Regions from separate parts of the Mus musculus genome. Here region 2 is linked to region 1. Evidence: chromatin loops called from intact Hi-C (ENCODE). Cell type or tissue: left cerebral cortex. All regions are shown on one strand. Links, peaks and the distances in the headings refer to the core of each region. The heading gives the core; the rest is flanking DNA.

The links. Peaks named below come from ENCODE experiments on the same cell type or tissue, not always from the same donor. Only the 100,000 strongest peaks of a DNase experiment are listed, where the experiment ranks them.
Region 2: a loop joins it to region 1, with 2.1 times the contacts of the local background. A loop is called at or near these places in 3 of 42 quality-filtered maps.

The regions. Positions count from the first base shown.
Region 1 is chr15:95,468,385-95,480,376 of GRCm38, reverse strand. It overlaps Nell2 (NEL-like 2), which reads left to right. Exons shown (of 20, transcript NM_001356951.1): 3 at 6,718-6,868. It overlaps Gm31370 (a long non-coding RNA gene), which reads left to right and starts at 6,875. Exons shown (of 2, transcript XR_384375.4): 1 at 6,875-11,992. In left cerebral cortex, for the core only: no CTCF peak of the experiment used is centred there; a DNase peak (open chromatin) is centred at 6,210; H3K27ac peaks cover 2,769 bases.
Region 2 is chr15:95,519,763-95,531,754 of GRCm38, reverse strand. It overlaps Nell2 (NEL-like 2), which reads left to right and starts at 3,741. Exons shown (of 20, transcript NM_001356951.1): 1 at 3,741-3,954; 2 at 4,350-4,478. The coding sequence starts at 3,891. In left cerebral cortex, for the core only: CTCF peaks have their summits at 2,998 and 5,568; DNase peaks (open chromatin) are centred at 4,317, 4,829, 5,553, 6,705 and 2 more places; H3K4me3 peaks cover 5,277 bases; H3K27ac peaks cover 3,486 bases.

The sequences.
Region 1 (11,992 bases), core at 2,113-10,112:
TTTTTGTAAAAATATTTAAAGACCAAGTAGCAAATATGTGTATAGTTTGTAAGACTTATAATCTTTACAATTGTGCCTCATAAAGAAAATTTCTTGATCATTATTTTAAAGACTGATTGCCCTGTGGGATGTCTGAGCGAGTCAGAAATTTGGGGAGCTGTAGTAAGTGGGGAGTAGTCTGTGCTTTCCCAGAAAACGCATCGCTTACATAAGGAAGACATTCATTGATCTCTTATGTAACAATACAGAGCCGGCAGGTCGTCAGGGCTGATGGCAAATTTCCCATCTGAGATTGTCCTAAGTCCACGTTTTGGTCCGTATTCTAATTCACACACCCTTGTCTCTATTGAAGTTCCCCCTTTTCTCCCCATATTACCAATGGAAAGGAAGAAGAGGGCGGTCAGTTTCCTTTCAGATCATAAAAGAGGATCGTAGCACCGGCTACTTTCACACACACTCCACTGGACCTTACACCACCTGGACACTGAGGCTGCAAAGGATAAGATGGAATAATGCAGTTTTTAAGTAATATCTGTGTGCCAGAAAACTAGAAGGTTTCATTACCAGAGAGAAGAGGTGAGCCGTTTCTATTGGAGAACAATTAGGAGTCAGCCACTGTGTTACAGACAGCTCATGGTATTGAAATATTACTGATCCTCACTTGCAGAATTCTCAACATGAAACTATGTAGCATGCATTTTGCATATACTAAGTGCTGAGTAAAAGTTTTTTTGAATTAATGAAAGTTGGCAGCAAACTGAGGGCAATGCTTCGTCTGGGAATGGTTATGTACAGAAAAATTCTGGCAGAAATGGGAGGATTTCATGCTTGCTGGGTGCTATGATGTTTACTTTAATACAATATCTTGTTATTATAACATTATGTAAGATGTTAGCCCACAGGCTAATCTGGTTTGGACACTTTATTCCACTGATGGCACTATTCAGGGAACGTGTGAAGCCTTTGGAAGGTAGGGTCCAGCCAGACTTGGAATATTTGTACTTCCCGTTCTGTCTCAGCTTCCTGTTCCATGGAGTTGTGGGTCTGAGGAGTCTCAGCCACAGTCTAACTGCCACGGATCTGCCTGCCTGTGTGTTTTCTCTGCTATGATTGAGTACATCATAAAAGGTCACAAACCAAAATGAGTCCTTCTTCCCTTATACGATTTAAGTTTTTTGTCTGTCACAGAGACAAGAAAACTAATAGAGAATTCTCAGAGTAGCTGAGATAGCAGCGGAGTTTAGTTAGCTTCTAGCAAGGTTAGATAGAACTAACCTTAAGAGCTAAGTTTAGATTGTAGGCGAATTGTGTATTTTATACAGTGGTAACACCAACATTTAAATTGTGTGTTTAATTCAGAAAAATCTCACAGTGGTGGGAAAACTTTAAGAAGGTAATTCAATGGGGTAAGAGATGAAACAAGAGGAATGATGGGGGTCGGGGTGGGGTCTACGGTTGGAACAGCCCATTAGTCCCTGTATCTCAGAGAGCAACAGGCCTCCTTCTGCAGATCTGGCATCTGGAGACCTCAGCAGGATTCAGCCATTCCAAAGGGGCAGTGAAACAAAAGATCTGACAAGGACCTGACGGAGTAGTAAAGTCTCCACCATGCAGCTGATGCAGGGCTGAGTGCAGGGGGCTCCGCTTGAGACTGAAGTAGGAGCCCAGCTCTGTGGAAGCCCAGAGCAGTGGGCTTGGGAAGTGATTCTTTTCTCAGAGGGTGAACAGATTTCCAGAGTTCTTATTGAATTTCTGAGAGGCAACAATTCTTTAAAAAAATCTGTTTATTATTATTGTTATTGTTGATGTTTATTATTATTATATTATTATTATTATTATTATTATTATTATTTCTCTGCCTCAGGACAGAAAAGGGTGTGGAGAAAACAAGGGCAGAAACTGACAGATTTTCACCTTCAGCCATTCTGAGCCGAGAAGCTCAGTACCATGCATTTCTTGTCATTTGGTAATGCCCTTTGGTGCTTTATAGAGCTGTTTTCTTTCTTAAAGTGAGAATAATCATGACAGAAACAGGTTTAATTTAGGTAGGGTGGCTAATTGTGATAAGTGAGACTTTGGTGTCTTGCTACTCTGAAATAATTTGATTATTATAATTAAGGAAGAAATATGAAAGAATAAACTCTCCAAATTGATGTCTTAGGTCAAACTGGCCTATTAAGGGAAGATGAAATTGTGTCTTTCAGCATCTCGCCTCTGCATAATTGGCAGGGCACTGTGTACTCTCTTTGGCTAGTCAGCAAAGATTCTGTTAGAATATCCTTGTGTAATCCATACTCGCACAATAAACAACCTTCACGCCATATGCATGTGAGACTGCTTTATAGCTTGCTATTCATTACACCTATTTATTAAGACTTATTAATAAAATTTTGATGATCTATTATAGAAATCCTACTTTGATCCTATAAATATTGTATTTCTTTTAAAAAACAATCTTTCCACTTGTGACAACCAAGTTGTTGTCTATGTGTGAATTGAAATATATAAAATAATGCAAAGGAACACAATTTGAGAACTTATAAAATTGAGTGGTAAGGCATATTATGGTTACTAGCATTAAGTCAAATCAAAGCAGTTAAAATGAAGGGCTGTAAGAGGGCCTAGGAAGGTGCCTGCCAAGCTAGTCAGAACTTACACAAAGGCAGAACCAGAGAAACTCTTCTATCAAGTTGTCCTGTGTCGGATCCTGATATAGCTGTCTCCTGCGAGGCTATGCCAGTGCCTGGCAAATACAAAAGTGGATGCTCACAGTCATCTATAGGATGGAACACAGGGCCCCCAATGGAGAAGCTAGAGAAAGCACCCAAGGAGCTGAAGGGGTCTGCAACCCTATAGGAGAAACCACAATACGAACTAACCAGTACCCCCAGAGCTCGTGTCTCTAGCTCCATATGTAGCAGAAGATGGCCTAGTCAGCCATCAGTGGAAGGAGAGGCTGTTGGTCTTGTGAAGATTCTAGGCCCCAGTATAGGGGAATGCCAGGGCCAGGAAGTGGGAGTGGGTAGATTGGGGAGCAGGGGGAGAGGGGAGGGTATAGGGATTTTCAAAGAGGAAACTAGAAAAGGGGATAGCATTTGAGATGTAAATGAAGAAAACATCTAATAAAAAAAGAAAATATGACTCAAAGTAAAGGTAACATTTGGTTCATTTAAACTAACCCAGAATAGTAATATATAATTGGCACTGACTAAGAGGGCTTTCATTTTCTCTTTAGCTAGACAGAACTTTAGAAGGCTTTGTACCTATAGGACCTTAACTTCATTTTTCTTGGAACAATAATTTTCAATAAATTGATATTTATTAAAAAAAGTTGTCCTGCATCTTCTGTATGATTGTCGTGGCATACACATGCTTGTGTGGACACACATACACACACACACATTCCATACTGATAAACTAATAATAATTAAAAAATTAAATGACATTTGTTATATATAAACTTTTAATACTTTGAACTCTAGAGGCATTTTATTGTGGCCTCCATGTATTATGACTAACTATATTTCATTTTATTTTATAAATGAAAATTTCAGTTTGCGTGTCGAATGATTTGTTTAAGGTCAACCAGTCAGCTGCTACATCTGGGCAGCGAATCTGGCCCTCATTTTTGTTTGATTTGCTCATTAATGCTTACACCCTGACTCATCAAATCAACATGTGCTCATCATAGTGAGGTTATGCAATATATGGCTATATGGTATGGGTCCAAATTTAAATTGGCATTGGGTTTGGGAAAGACAATTGATGTTGGTTTTGGTTTGATGAGAGTCAGAGGTCAGACAGAGTCAGTCTTCAGGAGCCTGTGCATGCTCTCTGCTCTCAGCCTGGTAATGAGGAACATATGCATGTTAATTAGCTGTGGTATCAGGAGGAGTGGTCTGTCCAACCCATGGCTGTAGACTAATCCCAGGGAACTTAGTGACTTCTACAGTACAATTATTGCACACCTTTTTCCTTTTTAAAAATAGGTATTTATTATATGTGTATGAGTACAGGATCTCTATCGCCAGACACACCAGGAAAGGGCATCGGATCCCATTACAGAGGGTTGTGAGCCACTCTGGACGAGCAGCCAGTGCTCTGGATCGCTAAGCCACCTCTCCAGCCCCTGAAGCTTTTCTTTCCTAAGGAATGTTTTCTTTTTAAATTTTAATTCACATCACTATAGTTTAAGATGAGGGCAAGTAGTTGCGAGGTTATTCCATGGTAGGAATCCCACCGCCGTTCTGAAAAGCTCCATTAATTCAGAAATCATGAGAAACTTATCTGGACAGTACGCTTTTGTAAAAGTTAGCTTAAAATGAAGACTTAACATACCTCTTGGCGTATGCATCACTGTGGTACTGAGGGGCTCTGTTGTGTGACCGTAGGCAGCACCTTGTCCCCTGTTGGGTCCTGGATCTGCCACTTGAATTAGGTGGCTTGGTTCCTTATATGGACAAGCTTGCTTCTGGTGTTTCCAAATGCAGTCCAATCACAGCATGAATGGATTTGGGGATAAATATGATATGACCCCCAATCACCCTGGCCTTTCTTCTCTAATCTGCAGTTTATAATGAAATGGAGCCAAGAATCCCACATGTTACAGAGTGCTCCGAGGGCTAAATGAGATTATTTATGCTTAAAGGCTATTCAAACTGCACACAGTGTTAATCAAGTTGTTAAATTTGGCTTTTAAAACTATCATGATTATTTTGCCTTTATAGTTTACACTATGAAAACGTTGAGAGGAGACCGAAAGCAATGGGCACTAACTGTGATAATAGTTCCAAGCTGGCATGTTCCTAATCTGAATATAAGTAGCAACAGTGCCTAGCTAAAATACTAACCTGGTGAGCCTTGAAGCATCCGTTGGCTATTCTGTCTCCAAGAGTGGATGGTATTTATGATTGAACCCACACTTTTTGCTGTCAGGTTATGGTGGATAAATTATTTTAAGGTTTTCCACATTTCAGTAAGTGGAGACTCGTTAGATTCACGGTGGCAATTGCTGTGATACGTTTTTAATTGGAAAAGAAGAAAATAATGCTTGCCCAATTTTTTGTTATTGAGAGACAAATAAATCTCTTCTTTACTTTACTGTCAACAGACTAAAAATGCTTGAGAGTTTCCATGTTCTGACAATAAGCTATCTGAAAAGAGAAATAGAGACATTGTGACTCGTACTAGTGACAAGAAGGTATTTAGAATAAATTTAAACTGGAGAAACGAAAGAGCTACACACTGAAAACTAGAATATTGCTGTAAGGGTTGGAGGCAAATGGAAAGTTATCCTGTACTTGAGAATTCAAATATTTAGTATTGTTAAAATAGCACCATCACTGCAAATGACCCGATGAAAGGATTCAATGCAGTTCTACCACAAATCCCAATGACTTTTTTCAAAGAAACACAGGAAACATCCTAAAATATGAAGATATACTACAATTTCTATGGCTTCAATGTGGTCTCTGTTGCCCATATCCATTTTAGAGAGTGAGACTTTGATAGTAAACTTAACTGTTATTAACCAGCAAGTGCATGTGGCTACTGGAAGCTGGGGGTGGGTGTTCTTTATTCTTGTGGCTGCCTGTCTGCTTTGGTGGGCAAATTCTCCTAACTGAGGCATAACTGAGAAAAAGTGTACATAATTAAGGTGCACAACAAATAAATCCTACGTGTGTATACAGTTCGACAATTGTCACAACCACACTAACATAACCATCCCTCATATAGGATCCATCTTTATACACAGTGAGGTTTATGAACTATTCTCAGCAAGTGTGAAACAGAGTATTATTAATGACCCTACTGCTCACTAAAGTGCACATAAGAGCCCAGGATACATTCAGAGTGCAAAGATGAAAACTTGAAGCATTAGCCACCAGGCCGTCATAAAGAAGAAAGCTTCAGGCTTGTGGTGTTCAGTGGCTTCAACAGTGAGGTTTTCCTGACCACCCAGTCCACTGCTCTCTCTGTCCTGACTCTCCCGGGTCTTGTCTGTTCTGAATTTGGAATTCAAGACCAAACCATATGAAAGTGCCAAGTGAAGTTTCTCTTTTCCTAGGCAAACTTGCTAGGCTGAGTTTTCTCGAAGTCCGTGGAGGAGGGGGTGAAGTTATGTTCTATGTATTTCTTTCAACAAATATGGTGAGAAAAATTGATTTTCCTGTTTCATCCGCCTCACAGAAGGCTGAGAGTGACTAATTTCACTGATCTTTTCAAGACTCTATATATAGCGAGCCTTCTGGCTAAAGATACCACTTTAGAGAGAGGCTCACAGATTTAAATCCAGTTTTCTCCCAGGAGGTGTCAGAAAATCTACCTGGCTCTGCAGTGGCCTGTCGCTTTGGTTTTGTAGGACCCACAACTCTTTGCCATCGTTACTGATGTAGCTATGGTAACAGGAGAAAGTACGTAAAGAGAAAAGTTGGGAGTGTTCAATTTCTGGGAAGGCTCTCTGGTTTTTCTCTCAAAGATGACATGCTTTAAAAACAGATTTCTAAACATATTCATTAATTCATATGATTTTGTGGTGCACTGCATTGTATATAGCATAAGATCTAATTAGGAGAACCTATCAAGGGAGTCTAAGATTTGATATTTATGAGTTATTCTTTGATAAAGTTTTGAGAAAGGTATTGTTTGCAAGACTTACTTTGTAAAACCATACTCTAGCGCATTCTTACTGTGTGTTTATTATTTATTTAACTTTAGAGTCCCCCAGAAGCATAAAGGCATCCACTGCTACAGCTGAGCGGTTTTTCCAGAAGCTGAGAAATAAACACGAGTTCACAATCTTGGTGACCCTGAAACAGATCCACTTAAATTCGGGAGTTATCCTCTCCATCCACCACTTGGATCACAGGTAGGTGGAGCTTGTAATGTTTCTGGGGCCTTCTCTGTGGTGTTTGCATACAAAGGAGACATAAACACAAGCCCTGCTAGGAGGGGTTTGCGAGGGACTTTAAGACATAGAGTTTTATATATTATGCAGTACTGCATGCAGAGTCCTGCACAAATGCACAGGGACCCATTGAATCTCAGCATGTCGGGAGCACAAAAAAGTCCGCTCTGAAGATTATTTGTCAGTCCCTAAATCCCTCAAGGGCTATCCTCCTCAATGCGAACACACACATACATCTTAACTCCTGGTCATTAACCAAAAAGGCCCAGTGACTTTTCCCTTTCGGGAATGTGACTGTGGTATCAAGAACTTAATAGCCTTATGATTTTAATCATATACAGAGAACTTACCTGATAAGTCGCCGTACTTACGGATGTGTTCATGAGTGGGGACCAGGATGCTTATGAGCATTTTCTACTTTCTGTTTCATGTGGAAGGATCACTAGGAGAACTGGCAGAAGAGGCTGAGAGAGGAGCTTCACCCATACACTTGACACATGTAGCTATAGATGCACACATACTGAATAATACCCAAATACTGAATGATAGCTTACAATGACACAGTTATCATTAATCGTGTTATTAATTAATAATAACTAATTGTTATTGAGTTATTAATAACAATCGGAAAATAATAATTTTGACAATGGAAATGTTCACAGGCTTATATTTGGCTGCCTAGTCCGATTATGTATTATCTATGAATTGGGCAAGTCACGTGGCGATCTGTGTCGCCAACTGCTTAGCTGAAAGGTGGGGTAATAATGACAGCCCCTTCTTAGGTGGTCGTGAAAAGTAAAGTTTATAAACCCAAAGTGCTTTAGATACATAGTGTTAATGATCTCCTTCAGATTTTTGGAAGAAAAAAGTTTATTTGGTTCTTCTTATTGTAGATTAGGCAGTCTGAAACTTTTCAGATCTCTTCCAGATACTGTTGGGCAAACTTAATCAAATGTATGAGAACAAAACGCAACAAGTCTTAGAGGGGAAGGTTCTTGGTACCCTTGTTCTTAGGGTTCAGGGGCTCCCTGCATTGCATCCTTAACCTCAAAGGATTATTTCACTGGCCTTGCTCTCCTCTGGGCACTGACCTGTGCCAGAGGGGAGGGCGCCATGCAAGCACCCAGCTGGGAACTACTTAAACCACTGACCCCATCTCCCCACAATTTCCAGAGATTTCCGCTTGCCCCGGGCTTCTCTTTAGTGCCCCGGGGTGAGGTCAGGTCTGAGCTTGTGGCCCTGGGCCTCTGCCCATGTCAGCTGGGCTTTAGGGGAACAAGAGCGACACAAAATAAAGAAAGACCATTCCAAAGGAGAATGGCCTTCTATCGTGGGGAGTCATGCTGGGGATATTTCTCCTTGGTGAACTTGTAGATTCTTCCTCTCTGTGTGAAGACATGGAACTCACCAAGCCTTCTCCCAGGTGCCAACACTTACTTACACGTGTGGGCCACCCTTAGCTTCCTTCGTGCCCTCTCTGCTGTGTGGTAGCCAGGTCTGACTGCATCCTTAGCTCATCATGTTCTTACGTTAAGTTCTACCTGATCACTGCCTCTGGGATCTCTGTATTAATTCTGTAAGTTGTTTGCTTATTCATTTTATGTTTGTCTTCAATGTCAGCAAACTTTAGTGAAACAAACACCACCACATTTGTGATACAGGATATCTTTCCATTCTGTAAAGTATAGTTTATTTTTAAGGCATTCATTCTCAGTGAGATGACAACCATGAAAGAGTTGCCGTCAGCCCGTGCGTGCTCCCTGAGTTCATTCGCCATCTGTGTTGAATTGAGGTTAAGAGTGTAGCCCAGTATGCAGCCTGCGTGTCTCATCGCTCGCTCTACCACTCACTGCCCCTCTTTACGCCTTGTGGTCCTCACCTGTGGATCCATATAAAATGTTAGTGCCCCTTAACTCCAGAAGACCTGGTGGGGAGAGCCTTGTACCCAGACTGCACCCCTATGAGATGTACTGTCCGTGGGGAGTCATTAGACCACTCGTCTGCCTGTTTCTCTGCCACAGTACCACCTAACCTGCTACTGATAGCATCAGGATTATACTTACATGTGTTTGGATGCTCATACCCATGACCCATGTGCATGTACACAGTGGTGCCAGAGGAAGATGCCAGGTGTCCTACTATATCACCCTTTGCCTTATTCTCTTGAGACAGCATTCCTCATTGAACCCAGAATTCACCATTTTCTGCTAGGGTTGCCGGCAGGCTAGCAAGCCACAGTCCTTGTATTGATTTCCTTCTCCCTACCCTGAGACACAGAATCCCAGGCTTATGCCTGGCTGTGCCTGGTGGGATGTGCACCCAGTTTCTCATGTTTGCACATCAAGCACTCTTGCCTGCAAAGACATCACCCAGCCCCATCATTTTACTTCTTATCCAAGTGTTTAGCTTTATCATTTTCTGGACATGTATTTAGGTATTTCCTACTTTCAAACACACATAAAATGTAATCATAAGGTAGTTTGTGGGTGTATCCACGGGAACAGATAAAATAATGTGGCCATGCAGATTGGCAGACAAAGCTCAGCCCTCTGGTAAAGAGTAAGCTGCCCTTGATAATGCTAGGCAATAGATGTTTGTCTGATGAGCTTTTGATGGATATCTATCCTGATGGCCTCAGCAATTAAGGTATGGAATTTGGTGGCATATGGTGGCTTCTTGCCACAGTAGACTCCAGAAGATCAAACTACAACATTGCCAATTACATATGGCAGAGGGTGTATATCTTTGAATTAGTTATGGAACCCCAGAGTGCTTGTAATGTGTGGGGCAGTTATGTGCAACTGAGACTTTCTGTTGGTTTTCCATATAAATTGGTCTTCTTTCTGTAAGTATGCCACTTCTAACTGGCAATGACTGGTGCAGATCTTATTTTCCGTTTCTGGTTCATAATAAGGGATCATCTATCACCTGCAAGAGGCTCACAGCGATGATTGAGTATGGGAATGTGTGAGTTTGGGTCACTTCCTCTGAGCACGTACTCTTGAATCCACATTAGAAAGCTACAGGGCAAGAATCTGTGAGCTTAGATTACCCGAGGATAAAGTGTCAAGAAGAAAACAGACACTGGTGGACAGTATAATCTGAAGAGCTGATGTGAGGCATCCTCTGTCCAGACGGTGGTCCCCTTTCCTGTGCTAATTGCACTGAGCTATTGCTATCAGTGACAGGAAAGAAGGGAAATGACAAAGTGTGGAGATCCTGGCTCAGCTGTGAGACGAAGACCATGAGGAGAGTGCCAAACTGCACAGAGCCTGAGTGTCTGACTGCCCAGAGCATGAGTGTCTGACTGCCCAGAGAATGAGTGCCTGACTGCCCAGAGCATGAGTGTCTGACTGCACGTAGGCTGTGTCTGACTGTACATTGTCTGACTGCACAGTGTCTAACTGCATGGAGGCTGACTACACAGAGGCTCACTGCATCAGTGCACAGTGTCTGAATGCATGGAGGCTGACTACACAGAGGCTCACTGCATCAGTGCACAGTGTCTAACTGCATGGAGGCTGACTACACAGAGGCTCACTGCATCAGTGCACAGTGTCTGACTGCATGGAGGCTGACTACACAGAGGCTCACTGCATCAGTGCACAGTGTCTAACTGCATGGAGGCTCACTACACAGAGGCTCACTGCATCAGTGCACAGTGTCTGACTGCATGGAGGCTGACTACACAGAGGCTCACTGCATCAGTGCACAGTGTCTAACTGCATGGAGGCTCACTACACAGAGGCTCACTGCATCAGTGCACAGTGTCTGACTGCATGGAGGCTGACTACACAGAGGCTCACTGCATCAGTGCACAGTGTCTAACTGCATGGAGGCTGACTACACAGAGGCTCACTGCATCAGTGCACAGTGTCTAACTGCATGGAGGCTCACTACACAGAGGCTCACTGCATCAGTGCACAGTGTCTGACTGCATGGAGGCTGACTACACAGAGGCTCACTGCATCAGTGCACAGTGTCTGAATGCAGAGGCAAGTCTGCTTTGTGGCTGTATAATTTGCCTCCGGTTGCCTTTCCTAGTCCACCGGGGCCTCCATGAAGCTGTGTTTGACCTTTCCACTTCCCATCCATTCTTTCTCACATTAGCTTTCAGGGCATGGGTAGTCTCTCTCATGTTGCAGTTCTGATGTAGAATGCTTGTGATGATTGTGTGAATGCTTCAGGTTTATACACATGTGCTAATTCCACAGGAGACACTGAGTAACATTCATAGCTATTCACCACAATTATAGCAAATGCTGAGAAATTTTATAATTTTGATTTAATTACACAATTTTGGATTGGTAGTATATTCCATGGTTCAAATGTTTAAGACCTAAAAGGATGTATAGGAAACAAGTTAATCACTTGTGTTCCAGGCCAGCCGGTGTTATCCCCGTGGAAACCAGATTTTTTTCATTGAAGACATTACATCGTATGTTTGTATGTGTGTATGTGTTTGTTTGCTTAATGTGCATATATGTGGGCATGTGCATGCCATCGGACCTGTGGATGTCAGAGGAAACTTGCAGCAGCTGATTCTCACCTTCCACTATGAAGGTTTTGAGGACCAAGCTTTTGTTGTCAAACTTGGTGGCAAGCCCCTTTACTCACTAAGCCATATCACCAGCCCCATGGAAGGCATTTTACAAGTAAGAGTGCAATAGAATAATATAGCTCCTGACAGCAGTGTGTTGCAGGTGTCACATACACTGGCTGGGAAGAGCTGGGCAGTATTAATTTGATAGACTGGTTATGGAAATCTGTGAGATATGGAAATAAGTAAGTGTGCCAAAGCACAGCTTTTAAAATATGTGTTTTTTAAAAAGCCTTAGCTTTTGATATCCCTCACGTGTTTGCATCCATGCACAGATAGATGCCAGAAAGATGACTGTGAAATGGGGAGAAGAGGCTGGGGAAAAGGTTTGAGTCCTGTGGAGGGTCACAGAAGACATGTGCCTTGAAGGTGGACTGGTGACTAGTGGAAGGGGAAAAAGTACAGTAGGAGAAGGATGGGATGGGATGGGGGAGGCTGGATAAAGAGCAACAGAGACCGAACATGCATGGAACTCCCATCTCGAA
Region 2 (11,992 bases), core at 1,255-9,254, 52 kb before region 1:
TTGTGGAAAAACCCCATTCTTTTGTTTTAGATCATTTACATTTATTGTAATTATTAACAGTTGAATTATAGTCTACCATTTTATTATTTATTTTCATTTACTTGTATTTTGTGTTCCACAAACCTTTTCTTTTTACTTTGATATTTTTGTATCCATTATAACTATTGTGTTTTTAGACTCACATCTCTGTGTAGTATTTTAACTCATGTTTCGGAGTATATAAACATGTTCCACCATCCAGGCAGACACCCACGTTACCATTTACATTAGAGTTAAGCTAGGTTAAGTTAGATAGACCTTACTATCCTATGGGTACCTTTACTACATCTGTGTTATGATTATCTTACATATGAAAATCGATATCTATTTAGATAATTTCTAAGTATTATAACTATTAGAAGGATGCGTACCCAAGGATAGCTATATCCTAACACCTAGAGTCTGGGTATGATACTTTACATGGCCAAGGGATTTCATACTTGTCATTAAGGCTAAGAAGGAGTGATTATCCTGGGATATGCAAATGGTTTTAATATTATTGTAGAAATCCTGTTAGGCCAGAGAAGATTTTCAAGTTGTATTTTGAGAACTGTTGAGGTCTAATAAAACTTTCTTTACCATGGGTGGCTCTAAAGACAAAATGGGAGAACGAGCCAAGGGGTGCCCACACTGCTTAAAGCAGCAGGGGGACTCTCCTCCCCAGCTTGCAGAATAGATGTAGTCTCGTCAGTGCATGGACAGACTGGTGATGGAGTCACCACGAAGGGAATCGGAAGATCACAAATGTTGTTGTTTTAGGCAATTAAACTTGTAACAGTTTGCTCCGTAGTGACACAGAAACAACAGAACCAGCAGACATTTTCCAGGGCTGGAGAAGCCTCGTGTGGTTACCCAACTATCCACCATTCTGCTTTTACTTCCCTCTTGATATAGCAGATGTCATTGTGATCATGCCAAGGTCCCTTCACTTGTTAAACTGAGCAGAAGTAGCTCACCCTTTCTGGCTTTGGTCATAGTCCATTATCTAGTGTGTATGATAAAATATACATTACCTTAGGGTTCCTGTGGCGTCTGGAACCCCGTGTCCTAGTTTCTCCCAATCACTCCACCAGCAAAGCTCCACCTCTCATCTCCTAGCATGTTGAGGAATTTCTTTTGTCAGTGTAAATCTCACTTATAAATAAAGTGCTGGGCATGAAGACGTGCTCACAGTGAGAGAGGACCCTTTTAAAGTCTAGTGTGGTCAACCATTTTGACCAAAATTTCATTTTTTTGGGCCAATTTATGTGTTTGCATATCTATGGAGCAGTGGCAGGCTCTCACATAACCTAAGCTGGTCTTGGATTCACAAAGTAGCTGAAGATGACCTTGTAGTCTGATCCTGTCTTCGTCATCTTCTGAATGCTGCGATCACATGTTCTACATGATATCTTTCAATGCGTGCTGCTGTCAGTAGAACCTATTGCATGCTGGGCGAGCACTCTAGTAGCTAATTATTTTTTAAATAGATATTGCCTAGGTAATAAATCAGAAGATTTGCTGGTTCAAACATGAGAGATTTGTTATTGGATATTTCTCTAGGACTCTAAAGGGAATCTACTGTGCTAGACCAAGTTCATGCCAACACTGCTCTCTGGAAGAGAGGTTTTTGTTTGTTGTTTGCTTGCTTCCCTTTCCATACTAGAGTTTGCTGCAACTCTTTGGTTCATCGATCTTCTTATACTGCTTCACTCGGATCCACCCTCTAATTCCTCCTTTTCCACAGGTAGGAGTGTTGTGAGGATACTGGGCATGTGCCTCTACTCACATCCCTCTTGTTTCTCTTCCAACCATAATTTAAATAGCACTATTCATTGATACACATTTTATGTAGCCATTGCTGATATTATATTGATATTATATTTGATATTATATTGATATGGTATATGTTGATATTATATTGATCAATATTTGAATATACTATTGTAGAAAGATCTTTAAGCTGCACAAGAAATAGTTTCCTTTTCGTTTATTTTATTTTAGCAAATTTGAGATGTTGCCCTCCAATCCTTACATGGGAGCATTGGAATAGTTCTCAAAGTTTGTAAGATTTTGTCTTAAAATTTAGTGAAAATTTTGATTAAGGGGGATTAATAAATACTATCGATAAAGTTTCAAAATTCTTATCCCCCGTTAAATATTCCAAGAACTTAGGTAGACGTGTCTCCCCATCACTACTGTGATGTGTGTAGCAATGATGTATGCAGTGTGTGACATCTCATATTGCCTATGGCTTGCTGTGTTTGGTTCAGGTCTTGTTGAAAGCAGATTCTGATTAATTGGAGGAGGACTCAGAGCTCTCTAGAAACAGATGGGTGTTTTACTCACTCTTGAAACTAACTTATCCATGATGGAAGAGAACTGACTTAAAAATTCAATGCAAAATTTAGGTAGCACTCGAAAAATATACACGTCGTTGATGTTTAATTTATTTATTCAGTCTTCTAATAATCACAAATAATCCCACTCTTTTAGTCCTAAGAATGTATGAGGAGGGGGGGTGAGTAAAGTCTACATGAGTATGGTCAACAGTGAGTGGGCTTCTTAGTTTCCTGGGCTCAATCTTTTACTTAATAAAAATATACTTATCTTACTATGTATCTACAAACCTACTTATCAACCTATCTACCATCCTATCGTCCATCCTTCATCTATCCATTCATCTACCATCATCCATCCATCCATCCATCCATCCATCCATCCATCCATCCATCTATACATAGTCTTATCTGTATCATCTATTCATTCTAACACGTACTGACACTTGTTTTTCTCAGTGGGTAGAATCCCCTTGCCTTGCCCTTTGACCCTTGCTGCTGTGTAGTGTCCTGGACTTTGGATTTGGGAAGCACTCTAAGGTTTCTGGAGCTGTCCAGCAGCTCCTGGCACTTGGCTAAGTTCTGTGTGCTGTCTGCGCCTGGAGGCTCTCCAGCGCCCCGCCCTGGGCAGAAAGCCTCTCAGTCTGGGCTGGCCAGGCTTCCCCTGCTCACTACCCATCTCCTTCGGTCTCCCGCGCCTGTCCAGCTTCACCTAGGAGTCTTGCGTGCTTTGGCTGGGTTCCTTTTCCCGCCCGGGAGGGGGTGCCCTGCGCCGGGGCTGCCGTGCAGCGTGAGTGTCTAAGTGAGGGCTTCCCTCTTTTGCCCGAGGCGGCCGGGTGCCTTTCTTTGCAACCTCGCCTCCTGCGGCTGGGTGGTCCTTTCTCTCGCCGGGCTTTGGAGACACGCGCCCGATTTCGAGGGGGTGAGTGCAAACGCCGCCCATCAACTTGGCACCTGGCATTGAGATCCTAGGATCCCGAGCGGAGGCTGCGGTTGCGGGCTTGCGAGGGTGGTTGAGGACCTCTGCGGGCAGGGCTGGCTGGACCAGGCGCTGCGTGTGCAGGGGGAAAAAGAGGCCGCCCCGCCCGCGCCCCGGCTCGCGCCCCGCCCTCCCGGAGCGGTCTCGGCGGCTCCAGGCTCTCGCCATTGTCTCCGCCTTTCCAACAGGTTCGGGCGCGGGAGCGCGGGCGGGTGCGGGGCGGCCCGGCCCGGCTTTCCCGAAGCCGCCTCCCTTCCTCTGCGTGCGCGCCCGGGCCGCGTGGCTCGGCGGGGCGCTGCTCGGTGCAGGTCCCCGCAGGTCCCCGAGAGCCTGACCCGGCTGCGGCCCGCCGCGTGCGGGAGCGATGCGCGCAGAGGCGGCTCCAAGTTCGGCGCGCACCCGGGGGGGGCCGCCCCGCTCGGTCTTAGGTGTCTGAGCCCGGGTGGCGACGCCGAGGCGGTCGCAGGAGGGGCCAGCGCGGCTTTCCCGCTTCACTCCCAGCACCTCTTGGTTTTTATCTTTATTTTTAAAGAGGGAGACGATGGACTGAGACGATGCACGCCATGGAATCCCGGGTGTTACTGAGAACGTTCTGCGTGATCCTCGGGCTTGGAGCGGGTGAGTGGCCGCCGAGCAGGGCCGGGATGTTCCCCGCCATGGGGTCGCCGCCCGGTGTCCCTCTGGATTGGGGAGCTCTGGAGGATTTGCATTTGGGTCCTTTCTGTGCTTGTCCTGGGGACAGCGAGGCGGGTCACACCCTTAGGGTCTGTGGCTGAGGGGGAACTTTGCACAGAGAGGGGCTTAAAGTAGGTCAGGAGATGGGACCCAGCGCTCTGCTATTTTAAGCTTGACAGCGCGTCCAGGTAAGGCTCTCCCTGTGGAGGAGCGAGTTGCCTCTTGTCAGCACTTCCAATATCGTCGCCAAGACGCGTGCTTTCTTTGCTGCTGTAGAAGCTTGCGTTTTAATGGCCCCCTTTCTTTCTTTCTTTCCTACCCTTCCCCACTCCCACCAGTTTGGGGGCTTGGTGTGGACCCCTCCCTACAGATTGACGTCTTAACAGAGTTAGAACTTGGGGAGTCTACAGATGGAGTGCGCCAAGTCCCGGGACTGCATAATGGGACGAAAGCCTTCCTCTTCCAAGGTATGGCCCAGTGTGGAGCCCCATGTGTGTTGCGGGGAGCTGGCTCTGCGGCTTCTGGTAACTTGGCTTGGCGCTGCACGCTGCACGGAGCGGGCGGAGAGTCCCAGCTGGGGCGAGGGGGTCTCTGTGAGCTCAGGGTCTGACTCTTTTTAAGTGGGTTCTTTCTCCTCCCCTCCTCCCCCTCGCACTCCTTTTCCTCCTCCTTACTTGGTGCACTTGGTGGTTCTAATGGATAGTGCCTTAATTACCGACTAGAAACTCCAGAGGCAGATGGGTGATTTGGGCGTCTAGGGAACAATAAATTGTAACACAAACGCCTCATTTGGGTGGAATGGATTTGGGAAGGAAACAAGATAGCTCAATCTTGGTTAAAATACTGACCTCCCAAAGTTTCGGCGCTGTGGTGCCTGACCAGAGGAATTCCTTTATGGTATTTTTACTGCACATGTCTGTACTTGAAGCACGGTTACCATGGAGCGCTCCCCATTCTCCCGTGCCGATCAGCGGCGAGGGGAAGGCAATGCTACTGCTACGATTATTTTGAAATCATTTCAAGGGGACGTTCACAGAAGCATAGCCCTATATCACCATAATTGTACGTGTAGAATTTTAAAACTTTTTTTTCTTTTTGAACTCAGTGGATATTGGCTATTCATTACTGTCCAGACTTCAAATCATATTTGAATATACTGTTTAGTCAGAACAAAATTTCAGAAAAAAAAAAGCCAGCCTGCAAATTGATTGAGTAAAGCTTTTGAAAACTTCTCGCCTTGTGGGAAGGTGCTTAGCCCGAGGGTGTAAAAGGGGGCTAAACTGTCCAAGGAGATGGAATTTAAAAAGAGGCACTGGGGATGCCCTGTATCCTGAAGATCAAGGCATCCTCCCACCACCATACATGTGTGTGTGTGTGTGTGTGTGTGTGTGTTATGTGTTTCTTTTGCTATTGGGAGCTATGGCTTCAAATTGCCATCAAAATGCAACTGATAATTACTGAAACGTTGGCGATGCAAAATGCAACCAACCCAGCACATCTGCCATCAAGAAGCAGACATAGTAGGCAACTTGGATGTTTCTGTGGTGGCGCTGTTGCCTCATTCAGCCAGTGCATGTCACCATGGACAGCAGCTCTTGAGCTTTCTGTAGGGAGAGGGAAAAACTGACATGTGTTGCATTTAAGAAGAATTTGTGTTCATAATAAATTAAAACGTAAGCTCTTTAAAAATGGGTTTCAGTTAAGGTTGTTAATGAGTGTTTTTATTGCAACGAGTGTTTATGATATTTTCTTTACTCCGAGATGCTTTGGGGAGGGTGGGGCTGGGATACTGAAGACAATAGCTAAATGTAATCAAGGAAATAGAGCTCAATTGTCAGCAAAAATTCAGTTGAATAGAAATGTAATTAGGGGTAGGCTTTAGACTCATTCTCTGTGTTATTTCTATCTTTCAATTTTAGTCTCTTAGAACAGGAACTCAATATTTTAGGACTTGATAGTTTTGGTAAATAGAAAGCATAACAAACCAAGTTTCCAATAATGGTCTGCATTGTAATGAATTGTTATGATAACCTCAAAGGCTCCCTTTAGCCTTCCTAAGGGTACTTCCTATACAAAGTGTCCATCTGTCACAAGTAGAAACCAGAAATGTACATTTTATGTGGGACAATCGGACAATTATATATTGAACAGTATGACGGTTTCTAGGTAATAGTCTTAGGGTATCAGTTTCTTTTCTGGTTCATTTAAAACAATATTTATTTCGCCATAAATAGCCAGTTTCTTTAAGGTATGCATTGTGATTAAAAAAATAACCATGGCTAATGTCATATGTTTTCTTTGAATTGTGCTCAGTTGGTGGATGTCAGTTTCCAACAGTGAACTTCTTTTGTTTTTTAGCTAATACCGAGCTCAATACTAGAAAGAGCAAATGCTTCACAAATAGTTTTCATTCAAAGATGCAAAAGTTCACTTCCTGCCACCTTAAGTCTCTTTGTGTCTGAACCGCTATTTACTGTCCGCTGTGTCCTTGTAAGGCTTGCGTTCCTGATGTATTGATTGCACTGTAGTAACTTCTCTTACAAGATTTGAATTCCGAAGTCAGTGACAAGTGACTGATGTGTGGTTCTGCGTCTCCCTGGCAAGGTCTTTCCTCAGACGCCAGGCAAGCAGCAGGTTTGATAAGAACTCAGCCCTGAGCTGTGCTATTTCTCTGGATCCCACGGGGCTTAGAGGGACAAGAGCATTCAGACCGGGAAGAGTTTCGAGGTTTCATTTATAGTGAATTGAGAATGCTGCCAGTATTTGATATAGTGTGTCAAATGTCATAGCAAGAATAGAAACAAATCAAAAAAATCTGTGAGGTGCTCCCAGATTTCATACAAACTTCACGTACAAGTTTTCTGTGCTACCAGATACATTCTAAACAAGGTGAAGTGATTTCTGAGCCATCGATTGCTTCTCCAACAGATAGCAAAACTACCTGTCTCATCCCTTTGAAATAAGAAATCTCAAAACACGTTGGCCTCATGACTTTTTACTTATTTAGTATTTTTCATTTTGGTTACTTTATTTTCTCTTTCTGGTTTCTGATATACATGTATTTTGGTATTTTGAAACTATGAATATTTTAAACTATGAATGTTTTTTTAAAAACTACTGTGAAGTACAAATCTACTATTTAACATTTTGTTATACTTCCAAATCATCACTTTTTATTGGAACATCCACCATAATGCTGCAGCACTGTTTTAGTGTTGTTAAAATTTGATTTACAGTTGCTTTGAAAATTTAATGAGATTTCAAATCCAACCATTCCTTAATACTTGTGGGTTTTGGATTATGCCTGTTAGAATAATTACTTAATTTATCTGGGCAGTAGTTTGGGGTTCTAGTCATTTCTGGCTGTAACCTGACACATAGTCCCAAGCACCCTTATTATGCTTTTGAAGAATACAGCAGCATATACTGGCAATGAAAAGACTTGCAGCCAGGTGTAAGGAGTTTCAGTTCTAAGGACTATTAAAACAGCGAATAGATTCTCCCTTCCTAGCATTGGAGCCTCGCTCGTGTTTTGGCAGATAATGATCATAATAATTTTATTTTCTCTGTGTACATGAGAGATCATAAGGGATAAAGCATACACACAAACTTAGCATGGGTTTCAGCTCTTTGATCATAACAGTTTGTCCAGGCTCCCAAAATAGATAATCTCATCTGCCGTCTTAGGAAAATACCTTCTGAAGTGTTGGTAGATTGCATAATCTCATTAACCCCCGAAGCACAGATAAAATCAAAACATTTTCCCCCTTCCTTGGTAACTTGAAAGTAATCTTAGTGATTCTTCTTAAAGAACTTTTACATCTGGAAGGGAAGGCATTCCTAGGTATTTGGTGGCAGGCCAGTGACACTGGTGGGTGACTTCGTTAGAGCTCAAGGGGGTGATGAGGGCGTGTCTCCAGCAGTGTGTGAGCTACACCTCTCATGGGTGTGACAGGACACTTGAAAAAGCAACTTGAAGGAATGGTTAGTTTCAACTTGCAATTCAAAGGGGAAAACACAGGGATGAGAGTGGCTGTGTCTGTGGTGCAAGGAGCATGGCGGTGAGGGTCAGGCATGGAGAGGGTGAGGCATCCTGTGTGGAGGAAGCAGAGGGGGATGAACGCTGACCTTCAGGACTCTCTATCCCATTTTTCTTTGTATTCACCCTGAGACCATAGTCTCTGGACTACCTGCATTCAGGGCCGGTCTTTCTCAGTGAAACCTCATTGAGACATACCCTCTCCGACACAAACAATCTATGGTAATCCTAAATTCAGTTAAGTTGACAGTGAAAATTAACTGTTATAGTGAGAGCCTGTGAGTTTCAGGGCTATGGCTGTGGGTGCTTCTCTGACAGAGAAAAATAACACAGTGATCAGAGATGGACTTAGAACCCAGGTAGACTCAGGCAAAAAGTCACAAGCTGTGTGCTACTTGTGAGGACAGCCGTGAGGGTACTTACTTCTCTGAGCTTCAGTACCCTTGATGATGAAGTGAAAGCGGTTATAAGTTAAGTCCATCCACCCAAATTATTGTTGTATAATTACTAGGTCAGTGGAACTAATTTTGGACCTCTGACCTGAATTATGAAATAATACATATAGTAACAACTGATAAACCTTGCCATGTTTTTTTTTTCTTTCTTTTTAATTTACCAGCAATAGGTAACTAATGTATTTTGTTGCATAGAAGTGGCTGCTTCTGTAAGAAATACCCAACCCTATGGCAGTAGCTTTGGAATCGGGCGCTGGGCACATAGAATTCTGAGGAGTGTCAGGGCGTCTGTGTTTAGGCTTCACATCAGCTGAAGCAGTCTCTTGGGATCTTTAAATGCCGTGTGACCAGTTTTAAAGCTTCTTCCTCATTTCTGATTTGTCGCCTTTGTTTTTGCTTACTTCAGGTGGAGCTTTGTTAGTGCTGCTTAGATTTACAAAACCTCTCTAGGGCTCAGTTTATTTTATCTCTCTACCCTCTGATTTAATCAGTCAGTCAGTCTGTCCGTCCATCCATCCATCTAGCCATTCAGCACCTTCCTTCCTCCCTCCCTCCCTCCCTCCCTCCCTCCCTCCCTCCCTCCCTCCCTCCCTCCCTCCCTCCCTTCTTCCTTCCTTCCTTCCTCCTTTCTTCCTTTCTTCCTTCCTTCCTCTTTCTTTCTTTCTTTCTTTCTTTCTTTCTTTCTTTCTTTCTTTCTTTCTTTCTTCCTTCCTTCCTTCCTTCCTTCCTTCTCCCTCCCTCCCTCCCTCCCTCCCTCCCTCCCTCCCTCCCTCCCTCCCTCCCTCCCTCCCTCCTTTCTTTCTTTCTTTCTTTCTTTCTTTCTTTCTTTCTTTCTTTCATCATCTACTTATCTATCTATCCATCTACCTATCTTTCTTTCTTTCATCCATTGTTCAATACTTATTGTTCCTTTCCTTCTATTAGCTGTGAGCTTAGTTTGCTATTCCTTTTCTACTTCATTGAGATTCCTGTCTGGTGAAGGGCATTCCTCATGGGTGGCTCCTATGTCTTCCTTATGGCAGAACAGGCAACCCCATCTCCTTTCAAGCTCTGTGTAACAACATTCATTCTTTCCGTGAGGAAGAGTGCTGCTCTCCCAAGGGCCTCCATCCATACTATCACTGTAGGCTTTACATTTCACCAACATGCTTTGAAAAGGCACAGATATTCAAACCATAGCAATGCCACTGTGGCTGGGGAAGATTTAATATGATAGGGTATTTGATATAATTGCTGGGTACATGTACATGCATGCACATGTGTAAGCAGGCTTGTAGAGGTCAAAGGTCAAATATAGTTTCAATCCTTAGAAAGTATCCACCTTGCATTTTGAGACAGGCATTCTCAGTGGCTTGGGGCTCTCCCAGTAGGGTAGTCTTTCTGGCCAGTGAGTACAAAGGATATGCCCAACTCTGCTTCTACAGAGCTGCTAATGCCAGCATGTGTCACATGCCTAGCTAGCTTCCTAGCTTCTTCTCTTCTCTTCTCTTCTCTTCTCTTCTCTTCTCTTCTCTTCTCTTCTCTTCTCTTCTCTTCTCTTCTCTTCTCCTTTCTTTCTTCCTTCCTGCCTTTCTTTCTTTCTTTCTTTCTTTCTTTCTTTCTTTCTTTCTTTCTTTCTTTCTTTCTTTCTTTCTTTCTCATTATGATTTTTTTTTAAAGATAGAGTTTCTCTGTGTAGCCCTGGCTATTCTTGAATTTGCACTGAAGACCAGACTGGCCTTGACCTTGCAGAGATCTGCTTGGGATTAAAGGTGTGCACCACCATTTGGCTCCCAGCATTTTTTTATATGGAGTTAAAAGACTGAACTCAAGTCCTCATGCTTGAAAAGCAAGTGCTTTACTGAGCTTTCCCAAGCCCCAGACTTGACACTTAGCAAACGCCTCATCCTTGTTCTAGCTTTCCATGTCCCTTTCTGACCAACTGCACATTTTTTATATATTTCTGCTCTGTTTTGTTTGTTTGTTTGTATCTGGTTTTCACTGTAAATCTGGTTAAAGCAGCCAGTGATATTCAGGAAACATTCTGAAGATTGTGTTGACTTGAAACTTCTTTCAGATTAAGTAGTGTCTCCATTTTTCAACCCAGCTTTCTACAAAGTCTTAGGGTATGGACAAAATGTATCCAACTTTTTGCTAGAGTGTATGTAACACAATGCTTCCCAATCCATCTTCCTTCTGAACCCTCATCTCTGTGTCTGCATTCCTACCAGCATTCTGTTCTTCTAAGCACCGCCACTGAGCTCCACTGACTGTACTCTAAATGTTTTCAAACTCTTTTCCAATTTCTCACAAACATGTGTGATTAACTATTATACCAGGAAAGACCCACTTCTTTTCTGTGTTAATTTCTTTGAAATTATGACAAAATACTTTAAAGAAAGAGGGCGGGAACCCCAAATTTGCCTCACCTTTTTTTTCTGTCCCCCCGTTTTTTCTGTCCATGCTGAGCCACTGGTTTATTTGCTTTGGGACTGAGTTTAGCCAAGACACGCCTGCAAGGGGGGAGGCAGCTGGTCACCTCCCAGCACTGCGGAAGCAGGGAGAGAGGAACAGCTGAGACAAGATGTAACCTTCAAAAGCACACCCACGCTGACCTAAGTCCCGAATACTAACACTTCACACTCCATTCGGCTTTAACCTCATCAGTGGATTAATACATTTCGGAAATTAGGACCCTTGTGATCCAGACAGTTCTCAGAATGGCCACTAACAGGTCTTCAACACGTGAGTATCTGTGTGGACACTTCACTGGCAAATCCTAACCTTGTCTTGATCTTTGATGAATTGCTTGTCTGTTTCTTTCGAGGTTTTGGGGAATTACATCTGAAGATTTTGATCTTTTACAAGTATTTTTACAGAATTTCCCATATTTGCAGAGTTTTCTCCAAAAAAGCTGTTTCCTTCCTTTTCTCTCTCTCCTAAAGCCTTGCGGCCCTAACATTTGCTTTCATGGTCTCTTGACCTGTTTCTTCATGGGTGTGTTTTAAGAGAACACATCTTCGAGCAACCATTTCTGATATTTTCTGCTCTGTTTTTTTTTTTTTCATTGTAGGTTCCAGTTTCAAAGTGAGTTTGAGTTTTAAAAAACAGTTTCAGTTTTCCCAGTGAATTTCTGCAGTGGGTCTTTAGTTTTTCCACTGAATCGTCTCTTTACATTTCTTTTTACAAGCTCCTATGCGTGTGCATGCACACGCACGTGCATGTAAATGCATGCCAATGCATACTTGTAGAGACTATCTTGTGAAAATTGATCCTCTCTTATCATATGGGTCCTGGAGAGTGAGCTCAGGATTTTGGGTTTGGCATCAGGCTCCTCTTGCCTGCTCAGTCTTTTCACATTTCTTGAAGCAGAATGGGTTTCTTTAGAATAGTTACATTAGCTGTTTGCTGGTTTTTTTTTGTTTTGTTTTGTTTTGTTTGTTTTGGTTTTTTGTTTGTTTGTTTGTTTGTTTGTTTTTGTCAATTTAACCCAAGCCGGAAGAGTCAC